2 separate regions of the Homo sapiens genome follow, and region 1 is linked to region 2. Evidence: read pairs that join two places in POLR2A ChIA-PET (ENCODE). Cell type or tissue: MCF 10A. All regions are shown on one strand. Links, peaks and the distances in the headings refer to the core of each region. The heading gives the core; the rest is flanking DNA.

The links. Peaks named below come from ENCODE experiments on the same cell type or tissue, not always from the same donor. Only the 100,000 strongest peaks of a DNase experiment are listed, where the experiment ranks them.
Region 1: POLR2A ChIA-PET joins it to region 2 with 10 read pairs; 2 of 35 experiments call an interaction of 5 or more read pairs at or near these places.

Annotation. Positions count from the first base shown.
Region 1 is chr12:25,576,478-25,592,740 of GRCh38, reverse strand. It overlaps a transcript of LMNTD1 not described here. Among named protein-coding and RNA genes, the nearest start is that of LMNTD1, 31 kb to the right of the region's middle. In MCF 10A, for the core only: a CTCF peak has its summit at 9,058; DNase peaks (open chromatin) are centred at 7,410 and 9,060.
Region 2 is chr12:25,448,926-25,465,188 of GRCh38, reverse strand. No RefSeq gene overlaps it. Among named protein-coding and RNA genes, the nearest start is that of LMNTD1, 96 kb to the left of the region's middle. In MCF 10A, for the core only: no CTCF peak of the experiment used is centred there; a DNase peak (open chromatin) is centred at 6,928.

The DNA of each region.
Region 1 (16,263 bases), core at 3,572-11,571, 130 kb before region 2:
ATTCATATCTTTCTCCAAGTCCTGGCCAGGAGACTTCTCAATCAGTTCAAACTGTTACAAAGTTCAGCTAGAGGTTTCCTGCTCCCTGTGGCCTTTTTCCAGTGCCTCTGACTGCCCCCCGCCCCAAGGACCCTGTGAGGCAGGGCAGAAATGGCTTGCCAGGGGACCCAGTGAGTCCACAGGGCTTTTCCCGCTGCTTCCTCTACCCTGTATTTTGTTTGGCTCTCTAAATTGATTCAACTCCAGGTAAGGTCAGAATTTTCTGCCATAATCTAGACCTTCAGGTTCCCTAGTGGGGGTGTTCCAGGGCAAATGATCTCCCTTTCCCACTTCCAAAGTTTGGGCACTCACAGTATTTGGGGTGTCTCCTGACTCCTGCAGGAGCAATCTGCTTCCTTCAGAGGGTCTGTGGGTTCTCTTGGCTTTCCTAATGTATGCCTGCAGTCATTCTGGAGCAATAGTTCACGATGCAAGCCTCCACGTGCTGCTCTGTCCATTCAACTGGGAGCTGCAATCTAGTTCTGCCTCCTGTCCACCATGATCCTCTCCTTCTGATACCATGTTTTTCTGCATGATGTTGATCCTTGTAGATATTCTTCAGTGTCTGGGCACTCAAGACTTAGGTGTTCCTTGGAATCCTCTCACTCTGGGCTTGTTTGTACCTGTCCTTCTTGGGAAGGCTTTCTAGATATTCAAGAGAACTTAGGCGTTATAATTTAAGTTGTATCTGCTTTAGAAGGCACCACAAACCCAATAACTCTGTGGTTCTTGCAGACTCATAGAGGTACTACTTTAATGGCCTTGGACAAGATCTGGAAGAATTATCTGGGTTACCAGGCAGATTATTGTTCTCTTCCCTCACTTTCTCCCAAATAAATAGAGTCTCTCTCTCTCTCTCTCTCTCTCTCTCTCTCTCTCTCTCTCTCTCTGTTCTGAGCTATTAGGAGCTGGAGGTTGTGTGACAGAAGCACCCCTGTGGCCACCACCACTACAAGTGTGCTGGGTCAGACCTGAAGCCAGTACACAGCTGAGTCTTGCCTAAGGCTTGCTGTTACCACTCCCTGGCTATGCCCTATGTTTGCTAAAGGCCCCAGAGCTTTATAAAAGCAGGTGGTAAGGCCAGCCAGGCCTGTGTCCTTCCCTTCAGGGTGACAAGTTCCCCCAGGCCCTGGGCATGTCCAGGGGTGCCGTCCAGGAGCCAGGGACTAGAATCAAAAATCTTAGAAGTCTATCCAGTGTTTTGTTATATTGTTCTGCAGCTGAGATGGCACTCAAACCACAAGACACAGTCCTTCCCCCTCTTCCATCCCCTTTCCAAAGGCAGAGGAGCCTCACCCTGTGGCCACCACCACCACAGGCCCACATGGAGTACTGCTGCTAAAGCCCAAGGGCTCTTCAGCCACCTTGTGGTGAATGCTGCCTGCCAGTGCAGTGCTAGTGGTGGTAGCCACAGGGGTACTTGTGTTATACCACTCCCAGGTGGCTCAGAACAGAGTGAGAGACTCCATTCATTTGGGAAAAGTAAGGGAAGAAAACAAGGATCTTTGCCTGGTAACCCACTCTGGCCTAGGGCAGGTCCAGAAATGCCATCCAAGAGCCATGTCCTGAAATCTGGGACCCCAAGAGCCTGCTTTGTGCTGTACCCTGCTGTGGCCAAGCTAGTACCTAAGGTACAAGACAAAGTCTCCTTTGCTTTTCCCTTCACTTTTCTCAAGTAAAGGAGTCTCACTCTGTAGCCAATGCAGCATGTGCTAAGCCTTAACTGTAGCCAGCCAGTGTTAGAGTCTTACTCAAGGCCCTCAACATAGTACCTGGGTATTGCTGCTGGTTATTCAGGACCCAAGGGCTCTTCAGTTAGCAAATGATGAATTTTTCCAGGATTAGGTCCCTCCCTTCAATACAGCAGATTCCCTTCTCGTCCAGGGTCCTCCCTTTCCTGGAGCTAAGTCCTGGAAAGGGGGCCTCACAACTCTTACTGGTGCTCTATCCTGTTGTGGGCTGAGCTGCCTATCACAGCTCTATCCTGCTGTGGCTGACGTTCAAGATGCCAGACAAAGTCCTCCATACTCTTCCCTCTCCTCTCCTCAAGCTGAGGCAAGGGGTCTGTTTTTAAGCCACAAGCTATGCAGCCTGGGGCTAAGGAAGGGTTGATGCTAGCACCCCCTTAGACACCTCGCTGGTTTCTCAGTAGGTCACATGACCCCCTAGTCCACTGGCTCTGGGACCAGTCCAGCACTAGGACTCACCTAGGAGTTGCAGTCCTTGTGGCCTAGACTGTCTTTCAAGTTTATTAAGGGCCCCAGAGCACTTTAGCCTGCAGTGGCAAGGCTTTGGGAAACTCAAGTTCGGACTGCTGAGATGGGAAATTCCTCTCTGGCTAGGCTACTTTAATTGCTCTCTCCATGGTGGGCATCAATAGAGATGGTCCTTTTTTTTCTGTTATAATAAGGCAGCAGTGAGTTCAGTGCCTCACAATTGCTGTGATCTCCTTCTCCCACGCACACTGAAACACTCTCCTCACCACACTGCTGCTGCCAGGAAGTGGGGGACGGTTGGTGTCAGTGACTAAAGACTGTTTATCCTACCTTTTCAGTGGCTCTTTTGGCAATATGAAGTTAGAACCAAGTATTGTGTGTACTCAGCTGATTTTTGGTTCTTATAGAGGTGCTTCTTTTGTGTATAGCATGTAGATAGTTGTTAAACTGGTGTCTTTGTAGGGGGCATGATTGGTGGAAACTTCTCTTCCACTGTCTTGCTCTGCCCCTTCTCTGGGTTTGTAATTCCCACAAATGTGCCAACTCCCTGTACCTAGTAAACTGGGTGAGACAGGTGGTGGCTACTTCAAGCTCAGCCTTGGTGGATAATTCTTTTTCTGCGAATGCAGATACTCACAGAGTAACTGGTTCTAAGAGATCTACACAATGAATAATTAAGTTTTACCATCTACACTCTCTTCAGCCTAGTTTATAGACAAGAAAGCATTTTTATAGTTATTCTGTGGAGAATATTTGTGCCATGAAGATTTTAAATCTCATCATCCCTTCCTGGAAATTTGGCTGGTCTGGAGCATCAAAACAATAATCAAATTCCTAATTTTTAATGTAAAAAGTATAAAATGAAATAGATAACATATTGAGAAAAGTATACATAAAGTATATGTAATTTAAAAATAAGTAAAATGAACAAACTCATGCCTACCACCCAGCTTAAGAAACAAAACAAATACAGCATTAACTATGTCTTGAAGTCACCTGTGTCTCCCTCCATCCCCAATCCCAGCCCCTATAAAAGGCAATCTCAGCCATTATCCTGAATTTTCTATTTATCAATTCCTTGCTTTCCTTTGCAGTTTTACCACTGTTGTATGTATCCCTAACGTGCATATATGTGTGTGCCTATAATTTTGTAAGTTTTTAACTTTATGTAAAATACATCATATTTTTCCCAATAATTTGTTTTCTTTAACATGTTTATGAGATTCATTCATGTAGGTGTGTGTGGCTCTAATTGATTTCTGACTGTTATATACATAGACATTTTATTCTTTTTCCAACTGATGAACATTTGGGTTGTTTCCAGAACTTTGCTATAATAAATGATGTTGCTATGAACGTCATTGTACATGTACCTTGGACAGTAATGGCTGGGTTATGGGTACCTATGTCTCCAGCTCTGTTAGATAATCCCTAGTTGTTTTCTAATTCGGTTTCTAGCAATGTAAGAATTTCTGTTCCTCTATACCCTTACTAAGACTTAATGTTGTCTTATTGTGACTTTTAAAACATATTTTATGAGTATTAAATAGTATCTCATTGTGATTTTAATTTGAATTTCCCTGGCTACTAATAATGTTGAGCATATTTCTTATATTTAATGAACATTGAGTTCTGATTTTTTTCCCATTTTCTTCTGAGTATTTGACTTTTACTTATTGATATATAGGCTTTCCTCCCTTTTTAATTGTGAAATAATTTGCAAAAATACATAAAACATCTATGTACAGTTTAATAAATAATTTAAAGGAAATAGCTGTGTAAGGACAACCTAAGACAAGAAATAAATATTTCCAGGACCTCAGAAACCCCACGTTTTGCTAATTCAATCCCATCTTTTGCTCTAGAAGGAATCATTACCTTGATTTTTTTTTGACAATCAATTCTTTGCTTTTTTGATAGTTTTACTATGTATGCATCCCTGAACAATATAGTTTAATGTGGTCTATTTTGAACTGTATGTTATTTTTATACTTTTGGCTTTTACTTCTTTACATCAATATTATACTTGTGAAAGCATGATTTCATAGCTCATCTTGAAGTGTCCAGAATTTGTGGTCTATCTTATTTTAGCCCTACAGCTTGGCCTATAACTCAGATTTACATGGGATTATCTGAGTTGAAATTTAAATAAACTTAAAACAAACTAGTACTCATCGAATTCCACTTACGTCTCCCATTTTACCCAAATTTACAAATCTCTCCATGTTAATTCCAGATGAGTCAGGAGATTTGATTAAATTTCTAGTTAGTTGCTATAGTAGCAGATTTATTTTTGTTTTATTGGTACCTTATTCCTGAACATTTTCCATTTAGTATAATCAGTAATTAACTTTTATACACCCACACTTCACATTTACTATCTCTGAGACATGGCCAGTTCTTTTATTTTCTTTTTTCCTTAATACCAGTAGCCTAACTACGTACCTTAGAAGAACTTCTGATTCTTAGTATGAAACAGCTTGACAAGTTATAACTAAACAAATTTGCTGCCCAAGACCATGGTGCCTGGTAAATATTAATAATTAGGGCCCAAGGATGTTGCCAATTATACATAAGTGAGTTAATTTTTTTAAAAAATGTACTGATATTCACCTAGCTTTTTTGTTTCTGATCTTCTTTCCTAAAATACCCTCTGAATTTAATTCATATTACTTCAGTTCAACAAACAATTATTGAGGGCCTAGGCAATATGCCCTCCCTTAACCATTAAAAAGGAAGAAAGAAGAAAAAAATAGTGATTTCTTCTTCAATGGATTCGTAGTTGATATAGTTGGATGCCCTCTCCAAATCTCTTTTTGGGATGTAATCCCCAGTGTTGAAGGCAGGGCCCATTGGGAGGTGATTGGATCATGGGGGGCAGATTTCTCATGAATGGTTTAGCACCATCCGGTTGGTGCTGTCCTCACAAGAGTGAGTCCTCACAAGATTGAGTGAGTCCTCACAAGAGTGAGTGAGTTCTCACAAGATCTGGTTGCTTAAAAGTGTGTAGCACCCTCCCACCTCTCTCTTGCTTCTGCTCTCGCCATATGACGTGCCTGCTCCTGCTTCCCTTTCTGCTGTGAGCAAAAGCTCCCTGAGGCCTCCCTGGAAGCAGAGCAGATACTGGCACCATGCTTCCTGCACAGCTTGCAGAACAGTGAGCCAATTAGACCTCTTTTCCTTATAAATTACCCAGCCTCCAGTATTTCTTTATAGCAATAATAGAACGAACTGACACAGAAAATAATCCAGGAAAGAAGACATAGGTACAGACAACATAGAGTACAGGGGCAATAATAGAAGCAAGAACAGGTGAAAATCACATAGAGGAGAGATAAATTCACTCTATTAGAGTTCAGTGTGTTAAGAAATGACATCACAGAAGAAGGAGCCATCCAAGATGGTTTTAAGAGGTTGAATAGAAACTTTCCAGCTGAGAGAAACAGGATGGGCAAAAGCCAGAGCTTACAATGGGTTAAGTGAACTACATGTGGTTCAGTGCTGCTGGATCTTTAATCACAAGGGGAAGCCTGAAGAGAGATGAAGCTACAGAGAAGTCTTAAGTCAGGTCACAAAGGGCATGCTATGTGGTTTGTCAAGGAGTTTGTGTTTTAGAAATATAACCTCCAAGATGTTGTGGAATTTAGGTCATCAGCTATACACTAAGTGTTAGGATTGGCTTGACTGACAGTAACTCACCACTTAAAAAGCTAGTCCAGAGATCCAGTTCACCATCGTATCAGAGACTCAGCCCCTTCCTATATTGTTGGTTGTCATGTCAGCCCCAATCTAATGTCTAGGAGGGCATCCACAGTCCATGCAGCAAGCTTAAGCAAGGACAAAGCAAATGAGGGCAAACTGTGCCTGCCAATGGTCTTTCTGAGAAGATCCTCAGAAAGTGCCGCATGACTTTTCAACCTACCTCCCGTTGGTCAGCACTTAGTCACATGGTCACACCCAAACCCAAGGTAAACTGGGAGGAGAAAAAATGAAAGTGGAGGACAACTGGCAGTTTTTGCTACTAAGAAATAAGACATTGGAAGTGAGGAAGACCAATAAAAAGATTACTGCAGTATTTCAGTGGGAGATAACAAGGGCTGCATGAAGGTAGTGTTGGTGAGAATGGAAAGGGAAGCAGGACCTGAGAGCTATTTAGGCAGCAGAGTGGTTAAGAGTTGGTGATCTAGTGGATGGGGTGATGGCTTTTGGTTTTTGGCTTGAGTAGCTGAGTAGGTAGAGGTATCATCATGGGGAATTTTCAACATAAAACAAACGGAAGGGGAAAAAAAAACAAATATTAAAACAAGAAAAAAAATCAAATAGTACTTTTACTGTATAAAATCTACTTGCCTTTGACACTACCCTTCCCCTAGTGCTTCCTCCAAAGGTTTAGATAATCCTTACCAGCAGAAGGGAAGACACCAACATCCAAATGACATAGAACACTGGGCCTTTTCCTTCTACTCAAGACAGTGAGATGGGAAAACTGAATTCCAGACCTAACTGTCACCAACGGGACCAATGACCGAGGGCAAGTGAGTTCATCCTTTGCGACTTAGTTTCTTCATCTGTAAAATATGAAAGTTGAACTAGCTAATGTTTGTGATCTCATTCAGCTATAGAATTCTTGGATTCACTAATCATAGCAATCACCCACGCTAATCAACATCACAAAAAAATGAACAACCTTGTGTCACCCCAGCCATGCATAACTCACCAATGAGAAAAGATAATTGAGGCAAAAACTTAAAGGTCAGGTAAAACACAATTTCCTAATTAGACATCACATCTCTTCAGTTGGCTGTTGGAAACCTAGTTTCGTGTGGTCTGTTGGTATTAAACTTTGGCACATTTACAAAGTATTTTATTAAAGTGAAGAGGGTTTTGCCAATTGCATTTCAAAATTACTTTAAAAGATTTTACCTGGGGGGAAAAGGATTACTTTTCCTATTATGTGCATAAGCCTACATGTGGTTGCTGAAAATATCTCCCTTGAGTTAAGAAGTTTTTTCCTTTTGGTTGGTTAAGTACATAATGTTCCACCTACTACAAAGGATTAAAATGACCTGTTTCATCACAGAGTAAGGTAATCGCAGCAGCATGTGATTTTTGGCAGAAAGAACACTTTGTAATTGCTAATTTCCTACATCTAAATTCAGCTGAAGGTTGCAGCCCAAGTCCATAGTATTTCACAAGTCTTAACAAGCAGAACCCAAGGATGCTGCCAGGTTTTTAGACTGCCAATGAAACTGGAAGAGCAGAGAGTTTGCTGAGGGTGAGCCTTTATGAAGGAATGTTCAAATCCAAGACCCTGAATGTCTTACAGACACATGAAAGAGTCCATGGGACACAACTGTCAGACTCGGGTGTTTATTTTGGCCCCAGACTCTCTTCTCATCTCCTCTGTGCTTTCTGCCAACTGGCAGCTGTCCTCAAGGTCAGACCCTTTATTAAAAAATCAGCAACTTAAATAAAAACCAGTAATGCTTTCAGCAAGTATAATCCGTTTTACTTGAGAAGTGTTTCAACTAGTATTTCTTTTGATGCAAAGAAAGTTTGAAAATATGATATAAATAAAATATTTTAGAACTCACATCTACGACCTCTAGGACCAAATTTGTATTTTTCAGCCATGGAAAAACACTCCTTACTGAATAAGTATTAGACCCCAGTCTATGATGAAAATTTTCCACGTGGCCAAAAGAAAACAAATGCAAATAATACCATCATGATATAATCGACTTTGAAGCTATGATTTTATGTTCCTTAAGTCTCCAAATAAGTTTTAACCCTGTTAGTTGTATTTTAAAAGGAATCATTCTTTGCAGATGTCAAACCAGATGTTAAAATGCGTTTCTTTACTATTTGTCAAAGCATTACATGTAGTCACATTTGCAAGATGGGAGACCTGGAGTTCTGGAGTTCTGGACTAGAGCTGGCAACCTGGATTCTGCATACCTGATTAGGTCTATAAAATGTCCTCAGGCATATAAAATCCGTGCATTAGAAGTCAATTCTCGAAAGTCAAAACATCATATAGGACTTTTGCTGACCAAAAACTAAAGGTATGTGTAGGAGCTGATGTGCCATAGCTTAAAGAGTACAGGTTCAGTGGTTACACTGAGCAGTGCTCAAGGCCAAGCTTGTCCCTTCTTAGCAAGACAACCTTGGGTCAACCACTTAGCCTACCTCAAAGTTAATTTTTGATTGTTTCAATTGTGCTTTAAGTGAGAAAAATCATAAATATATTGTATACATCATATATATTCATCACATATATTATTGATATATATAAATTGGCAGCTCAATTCCTCTCATTGCTCAGGTCTAAATCCCTGGAGTCATCTTGTCTTCTCTTTTCCTCTTACACTTCCTATCTAATCTGCCAGCAAATTCTGCCAGCTTTGCTTTCAAACTATATCCAGAGTCCGAACACATCTCATCACCTCCATTGCCACCATTCTGGAGGTTGGTGCCATAGGCTCTCCCTGGATGATGGAAGCAGTCTCATCTTCTCTGGTCTCTCTGCTTCTTATTCTCTTAATTTCAACACAGAAGCCAAAGTAGTCCTTTAAAGACACAAGCCAGATCATGACACTCATTGGCTCAAGGTTCCCTGGCTTGTGATTTTCCTTCTCTCTCAGAGGAAAGCCAAAGTCCTCCCCCTGTACTGATAAGACCCTGAGGCTCTGGCCTCTCCTTCGCCTCTCACTCATTTCTTATCACTGTCTAAGCCCATCCCCATCACTCTCTGCTCCCTCTCCCAGCCTTACTAGGCTCTTTGCCAGGTCCTATCTCAGATCTCTGCACTTGTGGCTCCCTCTACCAGCGGAGGCTGGTGCATTAACCCAGGTACAAGATTACAAGGACAAAATATTAGAATTGAATCACTGAGATTCAAAAAGATACGGGGAAATCCAAGGCACATTTAAGAATGAGATATGATATCTCAAATAGGAGCAAGGGGATTAAAAAGGGTAAAAATAAAATCTGTGTTCCTATATTGTCTAAAGATATTTTTGGCCAGGTGTGGTTGCCTGGTAATCCCAGCACTATGGGAGGCAGAAGGAATGAGGATTGCTTGAGCTCAGCAGTTCAAGACCAGCCTGGGCAACATAGTGAGACCTCGGCTCTACTAAAATTTTTTAAAAACATTACCGGCCGGGCACGGTGGCTCACGCCTGTAATCCCAACACTTTGGGAGGCCGAGGCGGGTGGATCACGAGGTCAGGAGATGGAGACCATCCTGGCTAACACGGTGAAACCCCGTCTCTACTAAAAATACAAAAAAAAAAAATTAGCCAGGCGCAGTGGCGGGCACCTGTAGTCCCAGCTACTCGGGAGGCTGAGGTAGGAGAATGGTGTGAACCCGGGAGGTAGAGCTTGCAGTGAGCCAAGATACCGAGATAGCACCACTGCACTCCAGCCTGGGCGAAAGATCGAGACTCCGTCTCAAAAAAAAAAAAAAAAATTATCCAGGCATGGTGTCACGAACCTGTAGTCTCAGCTACTCAGAAGGCTGAGGCAGGAGGATCATTTGAGCCCTGGAGGTCAAGGTTGCAGTGAGCCATGATCGTGCTACTGCACTCCAGCCTGGACAACAGAGTGAGACCTACTCTCAAATAAATAAATAAACTGCTTAAATAACTTATTATATATTAGGTGACAAAAGTTTTCAGGTATAGGTTTGGTGTGCATTTCGTAGTTAGCATTGCAAACTATCTCCTAACTCTAAAATTCTATAATTAGCAGATACTATAAAAATGATTATGAAAATCAAATACAGATGATTTCTCACATAACTCTGCTTATAGAGTATTGACACAGTCTTATTTAAATATCAAATTTAGGTTGTCATATTTTAAAAAGTTTTTTCCAGATGTATGGTTTCATGAGAAGCCATCTGCAACTTCCAAAAATTTATTCGGAGCCCATGAAGTTTTAATGTTTCCGCACTTTGAGGTCTCCTATTGAATATTCCACTTTTCTCATGATCTAAGTGTTTTGTTTGATTCTTTATAGGCTTCTGAGCAAGATCACCATTTGGAGACAGACTTATCTAAAGTGAGTTATAAATTTGTATGCAATTTACCGATTAACAGGTATGAAAAATAACAGCTGATTTAATTTAATTATTACATCATAGGATGATAAGCTTGGAAGTGAGCTTTGCATAATATTCCCTGTCATGACCGTCCTCTGTTGACACAGATACATAGACAGGGTTATTTGTGGCTGTAGAAAATGTGAAGCAGACAGTACTTGGAAGTGAAGGGAAGAAACCACAGCAAGATCTTGCCTGTAATTCTTCTTTTGGTCACTCTGGCATCCTAGTTAGATCCTGAAAATCCATATGGAGCTACCATATAATCTTCCTCTCCCTCAGTGAAGAAACATTTCAGACCTGTTGGCTGTGGGACCCATGATACCAGGCTTTTGCCCCTTCACATGGATGAGGATGAGATAAAAGTCGAGGAATAAAGGAAGTCAGGTGTAAATAAAAGTAAATACAGCCAAGTCCTGCATAAAGATCTTTCGATCAATGATGGACTTCAAATATGACAGTGGTCTCATAACATTTTATTGCATTTTTACTGTAGTCTTTCTATGTTTAGATACACAAATACTTAGATTGTGTTACAATTGCCTGCAGTATTCAGTACAGTAACATGCTATACAGGTTTGTAGCCTAGGGGCAATAGGCTATCCCATATAACCTAGGTGTGTAGTAGGCCATACCATCTAGGTTTGCATAAGTACACTTTGTGATGTTTGCACAACCAAAATCACCTAATGATGCATCTCTCAGAACTAGAACATATACCCATCATTAAGCAACACACAACTGTATATTTTCTAAACTAGATTTAACTCTTTATAATATCAATTATTTTTGTCAGTTTTTATGTCAGAATTTGATACCTATGATGATAAAGTTTAATCAAAAGAGTAATATATTTGAAAAATAATGGCTTCATTATTAAATTCTGTGATTTAGAGGTGCTCAATTTCTTGTCTTAGAATCGCCTTTCCTAATCCTAATAGGTTCAAAGAGTCAGAGAAACAACATAACTATGATAACATTACCCATCTTGACAGCTGACCTGCCAACTACATTACCTTGTTGCTCCTCACATTTTATCAGCAAAAGAGATGCCTCCATTGAAAATGAATCCAGATGTTTTAAACGCAGATGCTTTGGAGATAAAACAACAGTAGTTCTGTTTGACAAATAAAGCACTGCGCGGGGCCTTTAGCTTATCCCTAGTATATAACTCTGGCCATATGACCATTTCTCAGCAGCACAGTCAGCACTGGCTCATAATAATAGGCATGCAGTCCATTGTGATGTCTTATGTACGCTGCTACAGGATGCTTCCAGGAAATATAAGCCTTATCTGCCTTTTCCTCCTCTCTTTTGATTGGAGAGATTGCTGTTCAGAATAGAAATCTTCTCTACTAACTTAAATTAGTTCCAAGTAGGCTAAAGCTTACTGTTCATGGGGGATTATATGCCATGTCCTTAAATACATGGTCTTACTTGTTCTCTTAACAACCCGGTAAGGGAGGTATCCATTTCCCCATTTTGAAAAGGAAGAAATAGATCTCAGAGAGGTTAAACAGCTTACCAAAGTCTCATAGGTTTAAGAGATTGCTCTCAATTCAATTTCCGGTTTGTCTGATTTCAAAGTCCAGGATTTTCCCACCCAGGTTCAAAGAAGGAAAAGTCATGAAATTACCCAAACTAGAGGTTACTATATCTGACCTCTGAACTTACCAAATCCATAGTGTAGCTTTGATCGTTAAACAGGTTGATGATAATTTTGGTATAGATCAGGCAAATTTCACAATTATTTAGATAAAAGTAATTCTGTTTTAGAAAGAATTACTATAAAGACTGTCTATATTTTGTTCATTTTATCAAACATATAAGGGTACAACTATATGAGGATATTATGCCAGTCCCTGGAAATAGGATGAATAAAGCACAGCCCTTGCCCTTAATCTCGTAGCATCATGGTAAAGATAGATTTGAAATAATGCCAGCAACTGGGAGTGTTATTCATAATATTTAATACTTGTGCTGAACAAGTACCCACCAATCAGAATGGAGACTGACTATATACAGCTGGTATGGATGGCCACAGTGCAAATGATTGCGTATCAGTTTTGCCTTAACAATGGAATCAATACTGAAATAGAGATACATGAAAACATCAATGGAAAGGTGGATGGAAGGAGGGGCCAGAGGGGGTCATGAAAAACTACAAAATAGAGATGATGCATGATCTGAACCTTAACAGATAAGTGGGAGTTTTCCATTGGACAAAAGAGGACATGGCATTCTAGGCAGAGGACACAACTAAACTGAACAAAGCCTGGGTGGCATAGGGAAGTGTCTAGTAGCCTACTGTGGTTAGATCACAGGGCTTGCAGAGAGTAGTTGCACATGATAATGAAATTTGTCTTAGGCCCAATCATGAAGGGCCTTAGCAAATCTAATAAGTTTTTACTTTCTTCTCTGGGTATCAGAGAACCCAAATAATTACATCTATGCTTGAGATAATTTGTGGGGTACAATAGAGAATGCACTGGCAGGGGAAAACTGCTCAGAGGCTCGCTGGGTAGTTCTGGAGAGATGCGATTGGAGTCTATACCGGTATTGTTGAAAAGAGAAGGGGATGGATGCAAGAGGCATTTGATAATATGTAGTGGTTGGTTGAGTATACTGAGAGAGGGAAAGGAGGAATCAAGAATGAGTCCAAAGCTCTTGGCTTGAGCAATTTAGTTGGTTTTTACTGAGATAGCACAGGGAGATGGAGATAACATCTCCAGGATGTTTGGAAATTGAGCAAGATAATAAGCTTGGTTTGGGGCATAGTGTGCCATACAGAACACCTAGATAGAGAAGTCAAAGAGGCAATTAGTATTATTATAGATAACTGATAGCACCTGCCCTATTTATTAGTCGATGCCTTGTATAGTCATCTTTTGGTATCCATGGGGGATTGGTTCCAGGACCTTCTGCAGATGCCAGAATCCTTAAATGCTAAAGTCCCTGATATAAAATGGTGTGATATTTGCATATAACCTACACATACCACCTGTATACTTTAAATTACCTCTAGATTACTTACAATAGCTAATACAATGTAAATGCTATATATATAGTTGTTATACTGTGTTTTTTAGGTAATAATAGTAAGAAAAAAGTCTGTACATGTTCAGTACAGATGCAACTATTCATTTTAAAAAATATATATTTTTGATCTGCTGTTGGGTGAATCCACAGAAGCAAAATGCACAGAAATAGAGGGCTGACTGTGTATATTTACACTTACTTGACAGATAACTCATAGCCTAGGAAGGAGAAACTTGAAAACTAAAATATGTAATTACTCCTCCTTTAGGAGAAGTTATGTTGAAAATAACATGGATTAGGTTAGTGCTTTTTCTGAGCGTAATGCTATCTTTTTCCACCATGTTTTCATTTGTCTAAGAACAGAATCAGGATGCTGAACAGATCTGCCTAAATTAGATCAGCTTAATTTGGTTAGATGGTTTGGGTCAATTTATAGATTGCACATCATATTTTATAAATATCAACATGTATTTTAAAACTTAATTTTGCTTATTTGGATTTCATTGTACTGTTAAGGCCAAAGTTAGATTTTGACTGCTTTACAGGTGAGTTTGATTTGCAAAGATCGCTGAGACAGGTCTTTGAAGGATGTTTTCATTATTTTGCTTTAGTGAATTTCAAGATTGCATATGCTGTGTTATAGTAACAGGCTGCACATAAAAATTCAATGCTGACTTGGCAAATGGCAACTGTGGGAATTGCCAAGTTTTGGTTCATAGTCTGAATCTGCACTAGTCTACACAGTGGTAGTGAATCTTCATATCAAGGAGCAGTATAGTATTAAACAGATCCCTCATTTACATAGTTTTGCATTAAACTGATTCACATACATATGTAATACATTGTGTGACTGTATCTCAAATCACATTGAAATCATATTTTACTTTTATTTGGTTACTTGCTCCTATGAGGATCTCCAGGAAAAAAAAGCTATGGAGTTGAGTAATTTACTTTTGGCACATTCTCACTTACTGGTGCCACTATTTTCCAACCTACAGCCCTTAAACTAGCTCTACTTACCCAGTAACCGTCATTGCAGTATTTCACCCACGTATACAGATCACCTTTGCTCCTCCTCCCTAGGTGTCATTTAAACTCATATTTAGGGTAAATGCTATATTTTAGGGATTTCAGTTTATTCACAGTAGTGTAAACATGATTGGACAATCTTCTTAAAGTGTGTGTGTGTGTGCATGTGTGCACATGTGTACCCTATAACATAGAATGTCTTCTTAGATGAATGAGCTGCTTCCTGTTGTGTTCTGCAAAATGGGAGAAAGGAGAACAAATAAGCACGTGGACAACTAGGCAGGTGAACAAGGGAAGAAGCCTGTCCATGGAGTGAAGTCAAGGTGCTAGTAGGTAGGAGGATTCAGTCCAGTGGGATTAGAGAAACCCAATCTCACCACCTGCTACCAACCCCATATATGCTCCCACCATGGGCATGATAGGACAGGGAAGTGGGATCAGCACAGACCCTGATGCCTCACACGCGCAGAATCTATTTACTGAACTTAGAAAATAGAGCTGGGCAATATCATACTGAATGGGCAAAAACTGGAAGCATTCCCTTTGAAAACTGGCACAAGACAAGGATGCCCTCTCTCACCACTCCTATTCAACATAGTGTTGGAAGTTCTGGCTAGGGCAATCAGGCAGGAGAAAGAAATAAAGTGTATTCAATTAGGAAAAGAGGAAGTCAAATTGTCCCTGTTTGCAGATGACATGATTGTATATTTAGAAAACCCCATTGTCTCAGCCCAAAATCTCCTTAAGCTGATAAGCAACTTCAGCAAAGTCTCAGGGTACAAAATCAATGTGCAAAATTCACAAGCATTCACCAATAACAGACAAACAGAGAGCCAAATCATGAGTGAATTCCCATTTACAACTGCTTCAAAGAGAATAAAATACCTAGAAATCCAACTTACAAGGGATGTGAAGGACCTCTTCAAGGAGGACTACAAACCACTGCTCAACGAATTAAAAGAGGACACAAACAAATGGAAGAACATTCCATGCTCATGGGGAAGAATCAATATTGTGAAAATGGCCATACTGCCCAAGGTAATTTATGGATTCAATGCCATCCCCATCAAGCTACCAGTGACTTTCTTCACAGAATGGGAAAAAACTACTTTAAAGTTCATATGGAACCAATAAAGAGACTGCATTGCCAAGACAATCCTAAGCCAAAAGAACAAAGCTGGCAGCATCACACTACCTGACTTCAAACTATACTACAAGGCTACAGTAACCAAAACAGCATGGTACTGGTACCAAATCAGAGATATAGACCAATGGAACAGAACAGAGCCCTCACAAATAATACTACACATCTACAGCCATCTGATCTTTGACAAACCTGGGAAAAACAAGCAATGGGGAAAGGATTCCCTATTTAATAAATGGTGCTGGGAAAACTGGCTAGCCATATGTAGAAAGCTGAAACTGGATCCCTTCCTTACACCTTATACAAAAATCAATTCAAGATGGATTAAAGACTTAAATGTTAGACCTAAAACCATAAAAACCCTAGAAAAAAACCTAGGCAATACCATTCAGGACATAGGCATGGGCAAGGACTTCATGACTAAAACACCAAAAGCATGGCAACAAAAGCCAAAATTGACAAATGGGATCTAATTGAACTAAAGAGCTTCTGCACAGCAAAAGAAACTACCATCAGAGTGAACAGGCAACTTACAGAATGGGAGAAAATTTTTACAATCTTCCCATCTGACAAAAGGCTAATATCCAGAATCTACAAAGAACTTAAACAAATTTACAAGAAAAAAATCAAACAACCCCATCAAAAAGTGGGCAAATGATATGAACAGACACTTCTCAAAAGAAGACATTTAT
Region 2 (16,263 bases), core at 2,867-10,866:
ATACACCATGGAATACTATGCAGCCATAAAAAATGATGAGTTCATGTCCTTTGTTGGGACATGGGTGAAGCTGGAAACCATCATTCTCAGCAAACTATCGCAAGGACAAAAAACCAAACACCGCATGTTCTCACTCATAGGTGGGAATTGAACAATGAGAACACATGGACACAGGAAGGGGAACATCACACACCGGGCCTGTTGTGGGGTGGGGGAAGGGGGGAGGGATAGCATTAGGAGATATACCTAATGTTAAATGACAAGTTAATGGGTGCAGCACACCAACATGGCACATGTATACATATGTAACTAACCTGCACATTGCTCACGTGTACCCTAAAACTTAAAGTATAATAAAAAAAAAGAAAAAAATCGCATCACAAGCCATACTATTTTTAAAATTAAAAAAAAAAAAGAAGAAAGAAAGAAAGTATAGACATTCACTTCTGACCATGACAGAGAAACACGACTGGGTTTACCCTCCCAGCTTAAATAACAAAAAAGAAATGAACGAAATGCATGTTCATTAACATGTTCATAAAACAATGAGTTCTAGACATTGGACAACAGGTAGTAGAGAACAGTGATCCCTTAGAGAAGAGAAACAGACAAGGTGAGCCCTGGGGGTGCCTTACTCACTGTCTGGTTTCCAGTCCTCAGCATAGGGAAGGAGAACACACACAAAGCCCAGCAGTCTCCCTGATTTGAGGAGCTAGAGTTGAGCATCAGGGGAGGTCAATCCATCTAGAGGTTGGAGAAGGAGAGTACCAGACAAGAGAGAAAGAAGCTGCACAGAGAGAAATTTCTGGAGATTTCCTGAGTTCCCCTTGAGTCTTGATACCTGAGACTAAGGAAAGAACCACCTGAAACAGGTAGGACAATCCCTTGGACTTACAAAGGGCTGGGAGCAGGTTGTGTTCCCACCAGTCAAAATGGGAAAACCTCATAATACACAGGGCATAAGATGGAGAACACAGAAGAGGATTGCCTCAGTGCTGGAACCACAGTCTGCTCTAGCTGTGTCTGACAAGGCTTAAAAGCAAGACTCAAGAGGGTCAGACTATTTCCAAGTAATTTAATTGCCAACCAAAAAAAAAAAAAAAAAAAAGGCCTAAGAATATTTAAAGGAATATTCTTCCAATATGTAACAAAGTAAAATTCATCATGTCTGGCATCCAATCAAAAATTACTAGGTATGCCAAAAGGCAGGAAAATACAGCCTCTTATGAGGAGTAAAATAAATCATTCAAGAGAAACAATCACAGAAATGACACACAGTGTAGAATTGGTAGACACGGACATTAAAACAATTCTGATAAATATATTCCATATGCCCAAGAAAGTGGAGAAAATATTGAGCTTGTTAAAAAAAGACATGGATAATATTTGGTTTTTTGTTTGTTTTTGAGACAGTCTCGCTCTGTCAACCAAGCTGGAGTGCACTTGTGTGACCTTGCCTCACTGCAACCTCCACCTCTCGGGCTCAAGCAATTCTCTTGCCTCAGCCTTCCGCGTAGCTAGGATTACAGGCCCGCACCATCACGCCAGCTAATTTTTTTATTTTTAGTACAGATGGGGTTTCAGCATGTTGGCCAGGCTGGTCTCGAACTCCTGATCTCAAGTGATCTGCCTGCCTCAGCCTCCCAAAGTGCTGGGATTACAGGCCTGAGCCATCACGCCCAGCTGGATGATATTTTAAAACACTCAAATTAAACTTCTAGGCATTAAAAATTCAATGGATGGTGCTTTGGATGTCTCATAACTACCACCCACACATTTAGGACTCACTAGAAGGGCTCATAGGGCTCAGAGGCAAGATGATCCCAGCTATGGTTTATCAAGCATAAGATATACAGCCAGCCTCGCAAGGGAAAAAGACAAACCAGGTGAAGCCTGGAGGAATTTAGGCACTGGCTTCCAAAGTTCTCCCTCTGGGGCTGAAGAGAGACGGGGTGGCCACATAGAACACACTCTTTTAGCCAACAAAATGCAGTGTTTCTGATTAAGTCTCAAAGTTCAGAGTTTTCACTGGGGGCTGATTATTTTGGCAGTCTCTGCCTCCGATAAGCCACAGCTACCAAATTTAGACATCTGGTAGAAAGGCTGGCATTCACCATTAATTACATTGTTTGCACAAATAATCTAGGCAAGCTGGTATATAAGAGTTCGGTGTCTCAGGTCAGCAAATCATCCTTATCAGTGTAGGGAACATTCCAAAGCCAAGTTCCCAGATGATAGTCTAGGGCAAGCCCCCCAAGCAGATCATTCTAAAGGTAGCAACATCAAGCCTGCTATATTATGTCTTTTCTACACAGATGGAATTAACAGCAAATTAGATATTGCCAAAGAAAAGATTAGTGAACATGAAGAAATAGGAATAGAAGTAATCTAAAATGAAAGAAAACTGATATAAAGACTCAAGTTTCTGCCTTGGATAGTGGTGCTATTATGAACATAAAAAGAACAGACATTCTATTAAAACTTTTTAAAACATAATTATTGAGCAAGCAAGCACTAAATTGACCCATTGTACAGTTTTGTATGGTTACCAAAGACTAGCAAGGACTTCATTTGTATGTTAATTTCTGAAATATCTATAACTAAAACTTGATAATATTTCCATATAAACAAGAAACAAAAAACTTTTAAGCTATTAAAGATTTTAGTAAATGGATTCTATGAGAAGTAATCAAAGGAAAAACAATATGCAAGGATACAATCTGTTGGTGCATATGAGACAGTAAAGGAGAGAACATTTGTCTTTTGTATGCAAAGGACTTCATACACAATTACCTAACTTAATTTCACAACAATTTAAGAAGTAAGAATTATTTTCTCATTTTACAGATGAGAACATTGAGGGTAAGAAAGGTCAAGTAACTATCCTAGAAGAACACACAGTTAATTTGATGGAACCAGAAAAAGGAAGCCCATATGTCTATGTCTCCAAACTCTTTGTGTTTTCATTGTTCTTTGCTTTTGTATCTACCAAGGACAGACAGAATGCAACAGGCTCCTTTTAAAAACAATTGTAAAAATGGAGGTCCTGAAATGCATATGGAGTCATTTGCACTGACAGAGGTAGCACAGGCTAAAATAGCACAAACCTCTGCCCCCTCATCTCCCTCCTGCAAAAATAATAAATACATAAACCCTATTCCACCTACACTTTTTTTAATCTCTAGAGTTTTATCTTTTTGAACTTAAATAATTCTAGGGTAACTAAAATTATAGGGCAAAAATGGCAAATATACAATCACTCTCCTCTTTCAAACAAGGGAATATTATTCATATATCATGGCCCTTTTCCCCTCTAAGCTCAGATACAGCATCAGAATCATTCTGAACGTATTGTTCCAGGCAGCCATTTCCAGTGATTGAAATTAGAATTCAGAATGAAACCTCTTTGCATCTTTCTTTTAGGAGTCATCCATTAGAGCATAGTAATTAGAATTCAGATTCTGGAACTTGATTGTCTAGGCTCACATTCTAGTTCTACCACTTACTAACTGTATGAATTTAAATAAGTAAGTTAATCTCTCTGTGTTTTCAGCTCTAATTTGGGGATAGTTATGGGTATCTACTTCAGAAGGCTTTGCAAGAATTAAATGCGTTGAAATACATGTAATACTTAGACTAGAACCCGGAACATGGTAAGCATTATATGCCTAGCTGTTATTACTGTTATTACTATACAGATGAAGTTTTGACAATCATTTTTTGCAAGAAACAAAGCGATAGGAGGCTGAAGGTATTGGGCACCTAAACAGAAAGAACAAAAGAAAATGGAATTTAATGTCCTGCTTATAGACATGATTAAAGGATAGTACTGGAGGAGTAAACTAGACCATCTTTAGAAGATTTCTTTTGTCCCTCTGAATTCTACATTTCTGAAAAGAAAAAAGTAAAGGTATATAGGGACTCTTAACCAAGCATCTCAAATATCCAACAACAGTATTTGGTTAAGTATAAACTCTGACCTACCCATACCGTGAAATACTGAATATCCCCATTAAAATGCATGTCTTAGAACACCTGGTAACTTAGGAAATATCTCATAATATATTAAGTTAAACAATAAAACTTTAAATCATATATATAATATATTCAGGTTTTATAAATTACATACAAATATTAACATAGCACATGTGAAAAATATTCTACATATATGCATGGTACATATATTACCCTATTATATCCATTAATGTAAAATATATAAGTAAATCTGTAGATATGTAAAATATATCCATTCTATTCATAGAAAACATGGGCAAACATCTACCAAAATGTTAACGTGGCTGTATTTGGATGATAAGATTATAGGTGGTTGTTAATTTTCATACATTCATTTATTTATTTCATACATTCATTTATTTATCAAACTTCTAAATAAGCATATGTTACTTTTATTTGGATTTATTTTATTTTAACTATATAGTGGTCAAAATACAAAATATTTGTTCGATAAAGCTACCATTTTTTACTTGGACATAACAGATTGTTAATTCAAAAGATATAACACTATTAGTGAAGACACACAATACAATTTTTAAAAACAAGGTATTTAAACATTCACAACATCCTGCTCTGCAAAAAATCCTAAGTTAATTCTTTTCTATGTAATTTAAATAAAATTTATTTTCCAGAATAATTATGTCTAGCCTACATTTTCTTGTATCAAACAAAGAAAAATTTTTAAATTTCAACTTTTATTTTAGATACAGGGGTACATGTGCAGGTTTGTTACATGGGCATACTGCATGATGCTGAGGTTTGGGGTACAGATCCCATCACCCAGATAGGGAGCATAGTATCCTTCCCAAAGCCTATCAGTCATGTGCTTGAACTTCAAACAGTGCTTCCCAATTTTCAACCTAAAGTCTATTTATAACATCAGATATTAACGTTTCTAAAACCTGGATATCTCACTATGCCTTAACCCTGGGCCCCTAGAAGACGAAGCCTAATGAAAGTTAACCTGCTACTGCTGACTCTTGGCTCCCAGGACAGCAAGACTGAGAGCAAAATGGGAAGGGAGCAGCGAAGGAGAGAAAGCAAAGACAAGGCAGTGCATTACAGAGCAGCTGTAGCTTCACGAGAAGACCTAGTCTGCTGCCTGGTCAACGGACATCTCTGCAAAGGCTATGTGGAAGCAGTGGGCCTCAGAAGACGTGTTCGAGGGAGGATGAGAGAGAGGTTGATGCTCTGGCTCTTTTCCATTTCCTGTCAAGCCTGCGGCACAGAGCATGACCTCCCTGGTGCTTCCAGATTGTGTCCCCAGTCCCTTGGGGCCGCTGCAGGGGAAGCCAGATCGCCTGTCCCGCGGCAAGTCCTTCCTCTGAACCCAGACATGGCGGCAGGAGCCAAAGCCTTTGTGAGATGCTCCATCAGATGCGGATGACTGAGGAGGTCTTCACCCAGGACAGGCTGAGATGGCAGGTGGGGGCAGCGAGCAAGTCGCCCAGGCCTGAGGGGCAATGGGGCGAAGCGAGCCTGGGGAGAAGAATCCGTGACTATGTAATACACCACTAGGCCTAGTCCTCTGGTTTCACTGCAACTTCCTCGTTTCCTACAGTGCTTCCTGTTAAGAATGAAACTACTGCTTCTTGTATGAGGGTGTCAAGGAAACTGCTTTGAACGAAGCTGACTTTGCCTGCTTGCTCCAGGCGTGACTTGGAGAGTCATCTTCTCTGGGATTTCTCCCTGGAATTTCAGTTTATTAGTCGCCAATAAATTTTTCTTTATTAAATTCCTCTTCAAATATTCAGAGTGATGTTGCCACTGAAACCAATGAAATAATGCAAGAAAAAATAATAATAATAACACCTCCCACTGTAGTGAACTTCCATACCATAACTGATATTTACAGCCTGATCAACAGGTATATGTTTTGTAAGCAAGGAGAAAGATGTGAAAGGAAGAAGTGTAAGCTGTATAAGCCTTCTACTATTTTCTTCTTATTCACAAGGAATCACTACAAAATTACTTTACAATTTGGTTTTCTTAACTATACATCATAGACTTCTCTTCAGGCAAAAAGGTATAGCTCTGCCTCATTCAAAAATAGCTTTCAGGTTAATCCTGAGACACTGTCTTTTGGTGATGGCAATTTTTATTTTTCTATGTAAAATTATTTATCCTGTCCATTAAAATTGTCTTTAGATTCTTTTCTTAAGGAAAAAAATAGATGCCATATAGCACATTGCTTAAGTATGTAGCTTCAGATGTCAGACTGCTTGAGTACAATTCCTAACTCCACCACCAAGTAGCTGTGTGACTTAGGACAAGTTACTTTAACTCTCTGTGCTTCAGTTTTCTTATCTCTGAAGAGGATTGTAGTACTTACCTCCTGTATAATGTTGGGAGAGTTAAATGAGTTAATACACTGAAGGCACTCCAGACAGTGCCTAGTATGTAAGAAGCACTCAGTAAATGTTAACTATTACTGTTCTTATAATTGTTAGTATTTCATAATGCCCACATAAATAGAAACACATCCACTTAACAAAGAAACAAAAATGAATTGAGCCCTGTTATATGTCATTTACTAAGTACATAGGGACAACTAAGACAGGGTTTTTATTCCAGAGAATGGGAGAAAAGATCAACACAGGAACAGGTAAATTGCAATATCACTTGATAGATGGTTTAATAACATGAGAAACCAGCAGCTATGGGCTCAGTGATGGGAGTGAGTAATTGTGCCTCAGGAAATGCTTCCGGTCTGAGATGGGTCCTGAGTAACAGGAATTTGCCAATCAGAGGTGGTGGCATTAGAGTGGGTGTTCCAAGTCTAGGGAGCAGTATGTGCAAGAATGAAAATATTCCTCTAGGCAACTGACAAACATCTTCCATGAAGAGATACTAAGATATGACGATTTTCTTCCCATTTTCTAAAATGTCACATCTCGGTAGCTCAAGCTAGAGCATTTGGTCGTCTGCCAAACGCTTTGCAAAATGTTTTGATTCCTGTGACTCATCATCACCAAAAGCTAATTGACTACTATGACTCATTTTCATCCCTATTGGAATTGTATCTCTGCATCAACTCATGTTTCTGTACAAAGCATGCCATCGAGTGGATTGACTAAATACTCTTGTTAAGGACAATACCAGACAGTCACTAAGGATAATTGTCACATTTTAGATACTGTGCTCCAACATCGATTTCTGTACTGCCAGGGAAATCGTCAGGGAGTAATAAACTGGGATTGAGCATAAGCAAAAAGTATAGATAAACAAAGTCCAAATGAGGCAAAGAGCTTCATGCAGCTACTTTTTTATATAAACCCAAGAAGGTACTATAAGAGCAAATACACAATGATGCACTTTAAAAGCTGAGGGTCCACAATTAATTAGTAACACTGATAATTCCTTTCTGTCTTCATGACTTCATAGAATCAAAAGGAATGGAGTTTGAAAAAAAAAAAGCCTTTTTATCTAAACTGTCTCTTTTGTTTGATCATTTAAAAAACTATTTTCAGTTTTTAGGTAAAAGACCATGTCACTGTTAAGCAAAAGTCTTATAAGAAAAAAACAAGGGGTGAGAAGATACTTTTTAAAATATATGTATTATCTTAGCTTCCCTAAAACGTAAGTCTCAAACAGCATTGAAAACAACAGAAGCTCATTATACTGTTGTTTTAATGACAGCATAAAAATTGTAAACTACCTAAATGCCATCAATAGGGGATCACATTAATGAAATGTGGAATAGTCATCAGGAAACGCAATGAAGCAGTTGAAACAAAGCTAAATCCACTTATATTAACATGGATCCAAAATTTGATGTTGAAGGGAAAATGCAAGATAGAAAATACGTGCACATGATATTACTTTTAAAAATATAAAATATTACTACCTATTACTTATACATAAAAATGGATTGGAAGAATATAAACGAACTCATCTTAGTGATTACTCTGGGGAAGGGAGAAGGGAATGAGAGATGACAGTGTAGGGGGTGTGGTGAAGATTAAAGTAGACTTAGCTTATATTTATGGTTAGAAAAAGACAAAGCAAAATATTGAGTTATGACTTTGCTGTTCTTTTTGTATTTAAAGTAAAAATGGGATTCTTTTTTTCTGCTTCATAACTTGCTTTGTGTCTTCCCATTTTCTTTATCATCAGAGATTTAAACTGGTCTTCCCATTTCAACTTAAGACAGAGACACTCTATTAACAATTTTTTTCTTTTGTTTTGTTTAATTTCAACTTTTATTTTAGATTCAGAGCATGTGCAGGTTTATTACATGTTGCATGATGCTGAGGTTTGAGGTATGACTGATCCTATCACCCAGGTAGTGAGCATAGTACCTAACAGGTAGTTTTTCAGTCCTTGTTCTCCTCCCTTCCTCCCCACTTTTGTAGTCCCCAGTGTCTATTATTCCCATCTTTGTGTCCACGTGTACACAAGGTTTAGTTCCCACTTATAGATGAGAATATGCAGTATTTGGTTGTCTGTTCCCACGTTAGTTCACTTAGGAGAATGGCTTCCAGCTACATACATGTTGCTGCAAAGAACATGATTTCATTTTTTAGGGCTGCATAGTATTCCATGATGTATATGCACCACATTTTCTTTGTCCAATCCACCATGGATGGGCACCGAGGTTGATTTCATGTCTTTGATATTGTGAATAGTCCTGCGATGAACATATGTGTACATGTGTGTATTTGGTAGAATGATTTATTTTCCTTTGGGTTTAAACCCAGTAATGGGATTGCTGGATTGAATGATTAGTTCTGTATTAAGTTATCTGAGATATTTCCAAACGGTTCTCCACAGTGACTGAACTAATTACCTTTCCAACAGAGTATAAGCATTCCTTTTCTCCACAGCCTCACCGGCATCTACTCTTTTTTGATTTTTTAATAATAGACATTCTGAGAGGTGTAAGATGGTATTTCACTGAAGTTTCAATTTGCATTTATCTGATGATTAGTGACATTGAGCATTATTTCATGTTTGTTGGCTGCTTGTGTGTCTTCTTTTGAGAAGTGTCTGCTCATGTCATTTGCCCACTTTTTAATGGGATGGTTTTTATTTGTTGATTTGTTTAAGTTCCTTATAGATTCTGGATGTTAGCCCTTTGTTGGATGAATAGTTTGTGAATATTTTCTCCTATTCTGTAGGGTGTCTTTTTATTCTGTGATAGTTTCTTTTGCTGTGCAGAAGCTTTTTAGTTTAATTAGGTCTGACTTGTCAATTTTTGTTTTCAGCGTGATTGCTTTTAAGGTCTTAGTCATAAATTCTTTGCCAAAGCAGATGTCCAGAATGGCATTTCTTATGTTTTCTTCCAGGATTTTTATAGTTTGAGGTCTTAACATTTAAAACGTTGATTCATCATCCTGAATTAATTTTTGTGTATGGTGAAAGGTAGGGGTCTACTTTCATTCTTCTGCATATGACTAAGCCAGTTATCCCAGCATCATTTATTGAACCAGGAGTCCTTTCCTCATTGTTTAGTTTTGTCAATATTGTCAAAGATTAAATGGTTGTAGGTGTGTGGTTTTATTTCTGGGTTCTCTATTCTGTTCCATTGATCTATGTGTCTGTTTTTGTACAAGTACCATGCTGTTTTTGTTACTGTAGCCTTATGGTATAGTTTGAAATCCAGTAATCTGATACCTCCAGCTTTCTTCCATTTGCTTAAGATTGCTTTCACTATTTAGGCTCTTTTTTAGTTTCATATGAATTTTAAAATTGTTTTTCTAATTCTGTGAAAAATGTCATTTGTAGTCTGATAGGAATAGCATTGAATCTGTAGATTGCTTTGGGCAATATGACCATTTTAACAATATTGATTCTTCTAATCCACGAGCATGGAATGTTTTTCCATTTGTTTGTGTCATCTATGATTTCTTTCAGCAGTGTTTTGTAATTTCCCTTGTAGAAATCTTTCATCTCCTTGGTTCAATGTATTCCCAAGTAGTTTATTTTATTTTTGTGGCTACTGTAAATGAGATTGTGTTCTTGATTTGGCACTCAGCTTGAACATTATTGCTGTATAGAAATGCTATTGATTTTGCACATTGATTTTGTATCCTGAACTTTACTGATGGCATTTATCAGTTTTAGGCTTTTGGTGAAGTCTTTAGGGTTTTCTAGGTATAGAATCATATCATCAGTGAAAAGAGATAATTTGACCTCTTCTTTTCTAATTTTGGATGCCTTTTCTTTCTTTCTCTTGCCTGATTGCCCTGGCTAGAACTTCTAGAACAATGTTGAATAGGAGTGGTGAAAGTGGGCGTCCTTGTCTTGTTTCAGGTCTTAAGGGGAATGATTCCAGCTTTTTCCTATTCAGAATGATGTTGGCTGTGGGTTTGTCATAGATGGCTTTTATTATTTTCAGGTATGTTCCTTATATGCTGAGTTTGTTGAGGGTTTTTATTATGAAGGGATGTTGGATTTTATTGAAAACTTCTTCTGTTATCTATTGAGATAATCATATGGTTTTTGTTTTTAGTTCTGTTTATGTGGTGAATCACATTTATTGACTTAGGTATGTTGAACCAACCTTGCATCCCAGGAATAAAGCCTACTTGATCATAGTGAATTAACTTTTTGATATGCTGCTGAATTCAATTTGCTAGTATTTTTCGAGGATTTTTGCATCTATGTTCATCAAAAATATTGGCCTGGCTTGGCGTGGTGGCACATGCCTGTAATTCCAGCACTTTGGGAGGCTGCAGATCACCTGAGGTCAGGAGTTCGAGACCAGCCTGACCAATATGGTGAAACCCTGTCTCTACTAAAAACATAAAAATTAGCTGGGGCTAGTGGTAGGCACCTGTAGTCCCAGCTACTCGGGAAGCTGAGACAGGAGAATTGCTTGAAACTGGGAGGCGGAGGTTGCAGTGAGCCGAGATCGTGCCTGGGCAACAAAGTGAGACTCCATCTCAAAAAAATAAATAAATAAAATTGGCCTATAGTTTTCTTTTTTGTTGTATCTTTGCCAGATTTTAGTATCAGGGTGATAAATGGCTTTGTAGAATAAGTTAGAGAGAAGTTCCTCTTCCTCAGCTTTTTGGAAGAGTTTCAGTAGAATTGGTACCAACTCTTTGCTGTGCACACAAACTACAAAATCTAGAGGAAATGGATAAATTTCTTGACACTTGCAACCTCCCAAGATTGAACTAGGAAGAAATTGAAACCCTTAACAGACCAAAATTGAGTTCTAAAATTGAATCAGTAATAAAAAACCTACCAAAAAAAAAAAAAAAAAAAAAAAAAAGCCTGGGACCAGACAGATTCACTGATGAATTCTACCTACCAGACATACAAGGTACACCACCACCTCATCCTAGATAGACAGGAATTTGAACTGCTGCCCTATCACATCTCTGTTCCAGAGCTCATGACTCCTAGATCAGATGTACACTGTAGCCTTTTTCTGAACCACAATGTAGTTGAGAGCCTCAGGGGTTGCTTCATTTGTGACTCTCCGTGGCAGTGGTTTTGGGGCAGAACTTCATCACTCAGCCTAATTAATACAGATGGCATTGTGGCTCACCATTCTCCAATGTGATAGCACTGCATCTTCATGTAAAAGGGGTTAGGGGGCCTCCGCCTTTGGGCCTGTGCAGGTTGTGGTGATATTGGCTGGGTGGGTGGGTCCAATCTCAGGCCCTGGGAGAAATGGTCAGGTGTCAGCAGAATTGGAATGGGGTTCTCCAACTCCCCAGCCCCTAAATGGCCAGCTGGACAGCGTGTATGAGTCTTGATGGGGCTGGATCGGGTGGAGCCTGAGTTGCTGGTTGTGATAGGGAGGGCCAGGCTGGTCCCTGAGTTACCAGCTGAACTCTCACATAGGGTCAGGTGGTGGGATCTCGAGGGAAGATCACAGGCCTGTGAAGATAAGGTTTTCACGGCTGCAATGTTCATACATGGGCGATGTTGGTGCATTGGAAGTCAGAAAGCAGCAAGCCCTGTTGGGAAGGTGCAGTGGGGTCATGGCCTCTCTGCAGGGCAGCTGCTGGCTTGCTGGAGACTCCCCAAAGCACTCAGGCTTTTTGTTCCCTCCCCAGCCTGGGGGCAGCAGCAGGAGGGCACTGCAATGGCAGCCAGTGGCAGAGGGCCTGTTAGTTGTCTCTGGGAGCTCCACCACAGAGAAATGCAGAGCCCTGGCCATAGGACTGACTGCACTTCCAAGCCCAGGGGCCTTGCCTGGAAATGCGCAGAGTGGGCAGGAGCTTGCAGGAAAGACAGTCTGACCTCCTCTCTGTTGGGTGGCTGCGGTGTGCTGGAGGTGCCTGTGAAAGCAATCAGGCTCCATGTTCCTCCTCCCTAGTCTGGGGGCAACAGAAGGTACCACAGAGTGGCAGAGGGGCTGTTGGTTACCTCTGGGAGCTACACTGCAAAGAAATGCAGAGCCCTAATGGGGGACCAGAGTGCTCAGGTGGGGTGAGGTGGCTGCGTTGGGAGCCTAGGCCAGGGGGCCTTTGCTGGGGAGGAGCAGTGGAGACAGGGCCTGCAGTCTCACTCCTTATCAACACTTATCCTGGGAGCATGTGAAGGAGCCTGCCCTTCTTTTTTGGTGGAGGTAGGGCAGCTGGCTACAGGGTGCTCAAGGATCCAAGGTCTGTGGGGCTCCATGTGGGCTTCAGCAGTGGCTCTGCCCAGAATCCAGGCAGCTCTCTGTGTCAGTCTGGAGGCCCAGGGTGGGAGGTTAACAGGGGCGGGGCGAGCGCTTAGGGGGAATCTCTCATGCCCAGGATTGCAAAGGAGCATGGGGGAAGTGTGGGTCCCGGGGGAATCTTGCTCACTCACCCTTTCCCCTTGGTGGGGAGTCTCCCCAGCTCCACACCCATCCCAGGCGGTCAGCGACCCTGCTTTACTCTTCTCTGTTCTCCGTGGGTCCTGTTGCTTCCTTGATGAATCTCAGCGTGGCCTCCTGGATAATCCACTTGAAGAGCTAGGATTTACTCTCCACTCTCCTCTCTGTGAGAGCCGTGTGCATCAGCTGCTTCCAGTCAGCCATCTTGAATTCTCCCCTACAACGTTTTTAATCAGTCAGAGTTCAACCAGAAGAGTAGAAACTGCTTTCAAAACTGTATTTCAAACAGAAAACCATTAGCACCGTAAACCCCATCTCTACTAAAAATACAAAAAATTAGCCGGGCGTGGTGGCGGGTGCCTATAGTCCCAGCTACTCGGGAGGCTGAGGCAGGAGAATGGCATGAACCCGGGAGCTTGCAGTGAGCCGAGATCGCACCACTGCCCTCCAGCCTGGGCGACAGAGCAAGACTCCGTCTCAAAAAAAAAAGAAAAAAAGAAAAAAAGAAAGAAATTACTGAAAAACTAATTGGCCGCCTTTAAGGAATGTTAGAGTGTCAATTTATTATGCTGAAAACTAAAATATAAAGAGAAAAATCAAGTCTTCCTGTACAAATTGTTTTTCATGGAAACCAAATAGTTGAATAGGTAAAGTTCTTTATGAAAGAATTGCAAGTCATAAATGCCTAAAAATAACAAAATTAAAATATCACCATTTTTTAAATTTAACTTTTATTTTAAGTTCAAGGGCATATGTGCAAGTTCGTTATATAGATAAGCTTTTGTCATGGGGATTTGTCGTACAGATTATTTCATCACCCAGGTATTAAGCTTGGTACTCATTATTTATTTTTCCTGATCTTCTCCCTCCTGCAATCTCCACCCTCTGATAGGCCCCAGTGTGTGTTGTTCCCTCTATGTGTTCATATGTTCTCATCATTTAGCTCCCATATAAGTGAGAACTGCGGTATTTGGTTTCCCCTTCCCGCGTTAGTTTGCTAAGGATAACAGCCTGCAGCTCTATCCATGTCATTCTTTTTATGATGGCTGCATAGTATTCTATGGTGTATATGTACCACATTTTCTTTATCCAGTCTACCATTGGTGAGCATTTAGGTTGATTCCATGTTTTACTATTGTGAATAGTGCTGCAATGAACATATGTGAGTTTGTGTCTTTATAATAGAATGATTTATATTCCTCTGGGTATATACCCAGTAACACAATTGCTGAGTTAAATGGTATTTCTGTTTTTTAGGTCTTTGTGGAATTGCCACACTGTCTTCCACAATGGTTGAACTAATTTACACTCCCAGCAGCAGTGTATAAGTGTTTCTTTTTCTCTGCAACCTCGCCAGCATCTATTATTTTTTGACCTTTTAATAGTAGCCATTCTGACTGGTGTGAGATGATGCCTCATTATGGTTTTGATTTGCATTTCTTTAATGATCAGTCATGTTGAGCTTTTTCCATATGCTGGTTGGCCACATGTATGTCTTCTTTTGAAAAGTGTCTGATTATGTCCTTTTCCCATATGCTGGTTGGCCACATGTATGTCTTCTTTTGAAAAGTGTCTGATTATGTCCTTTTCCCACTTTTTAATGGGGGTGTTTGTTTTTTGTTTTTGTTTTTGTTTTTTTTCTTGTAAATTTAAGTTACTCATAGATGCTGGATATATTAGACCTTTTTCAGATGTGTAATGTATTAGTCCGTTTACATGCTGCTGATAAAGACATACCTGAGACTGAGAAGAAAAAGAAGTTTAATTGGACTTAAAGTTTCACATGGCTGGGGAGGCCTCAGAATCATGACGGGAGGTGAAAGGCACTTCTTACATGGCAGCAACAAGAGAAAAATGAGGAAAATGCAAAAGCAGAAACTCCTGATAAAACCATCCTATCTCATGAGACTTATTCACTACAGTGAGACCAGTATGGGGGAAACCGCCCCATGATTCAAATTATCTCCCACCAGGTCCCTCACACAATATGTGGGAATTGTGGGAGTACAATTTAAGATGAGATTTGGGTGGGGACATACAGCCAAACCATATCATTCCACCCCTGGCCCCTCCAAGTCTTATGTCTTCACATTTCAAAACAAATCATACCTTCCCAACAGTCCTCCAAAGTCTTAACTCACTTCAGCATTAACCCAAAAGTCCACAGTCCAAAGTTTCATCTGAGACAAGGCAAGTCCCTTCCACCTGTGAGTCCGTAAAAACAAAAGCAAGCTAGTTAGTTTCTAGATACAATCGGGGTGCAGGTATTAGGTAAATATAGCCATTCCAAATGGGAGAAATTGGCCAAAACAAAGGGGTTACAGGGCCCGTGCAAGTCCAAAATCCAGCAGGGCGGAAATCCTTACAGATATGTGGACATAAGCATATGTTTCCCTGCTCTGTCAGCTGAGAAGTCCTTGAAGCAGTGATATCCCAGCAGCAATGAGCATACCTAGAGGAGCCCAGATCATAGTTTCTAGTATCATTTTCCAATAAAGGACCCAGAAATGACTGATTCCAGAACTGGGTGAGAAGTAATATATAAGATGAGCCTGAATCACAGTTAAGGAAATGCTCAAAAGATGAACAAATAAACAAAAACTCCCAATGATGGCAGTATGTCAAAAGGACACAGGAATCAACTGCAGGTGCTCCTAATGGCCAAAGAAGGAACAATTTAAGCAACAGAATAAATAAGTATTTATAATCCAAGATATAAGATAACTATCCATGAGTACATACTGATATAAATAAATGATTGAATAAATAAGCAGATAAATGCAGGAGAATAGACAAATTTCTTGGCAGAAGAATTCTAAATAATTTATCTTGAGAGTTCACCTTAAAGAAGGTGGGGCTTTATTTCTCACTCTTTTAGTGTGGACTGCACATAATGATTTCCTTCCAAAGAGTACTGTATGGAAATAGGGTGGAAAGGACAGCTTTGCAGTGAAGAAACTGACAAGCGATCAAGGTTAACATCAACAGTGACAAGTCATGCTGATAGTTATGTACCATTGATATGATGTGAGGGGAATGGCACTTTACCTCTGTAATCTTCCTTTCCAAACCCCCAAGCCTCAATCTGAACATGGGAAAATATCAGAAAAGTTCCAATTAAGGGATATTTTACAAAAATACCTGACCACTGTTCCTCAAAACTGTCAAGATTATAAAAAACAGAGAAAGTCTGAAAAAACCCACAGCCAAGATGAGTTTAAGGATACATGACAACTAGATAGAATGTGGTATCCTGGATCTGTTCCCAGGACAAAACATGGATATTAGATTTTTTTAAAACTAAGGAAATCTGTATAAATCATAGACTCTAATTATAATAATGTATTAACATTAACATTCATCAATTGTGGCAAATATACCACACTAATATAAAGTGTTAATCATAGGGGAAACTGGCTGTGGGGTATATGGGAAGTCTCTATGCGCTTTTTGTAATTTTTCTGTAAACCTAAAGTGCTTCCAAA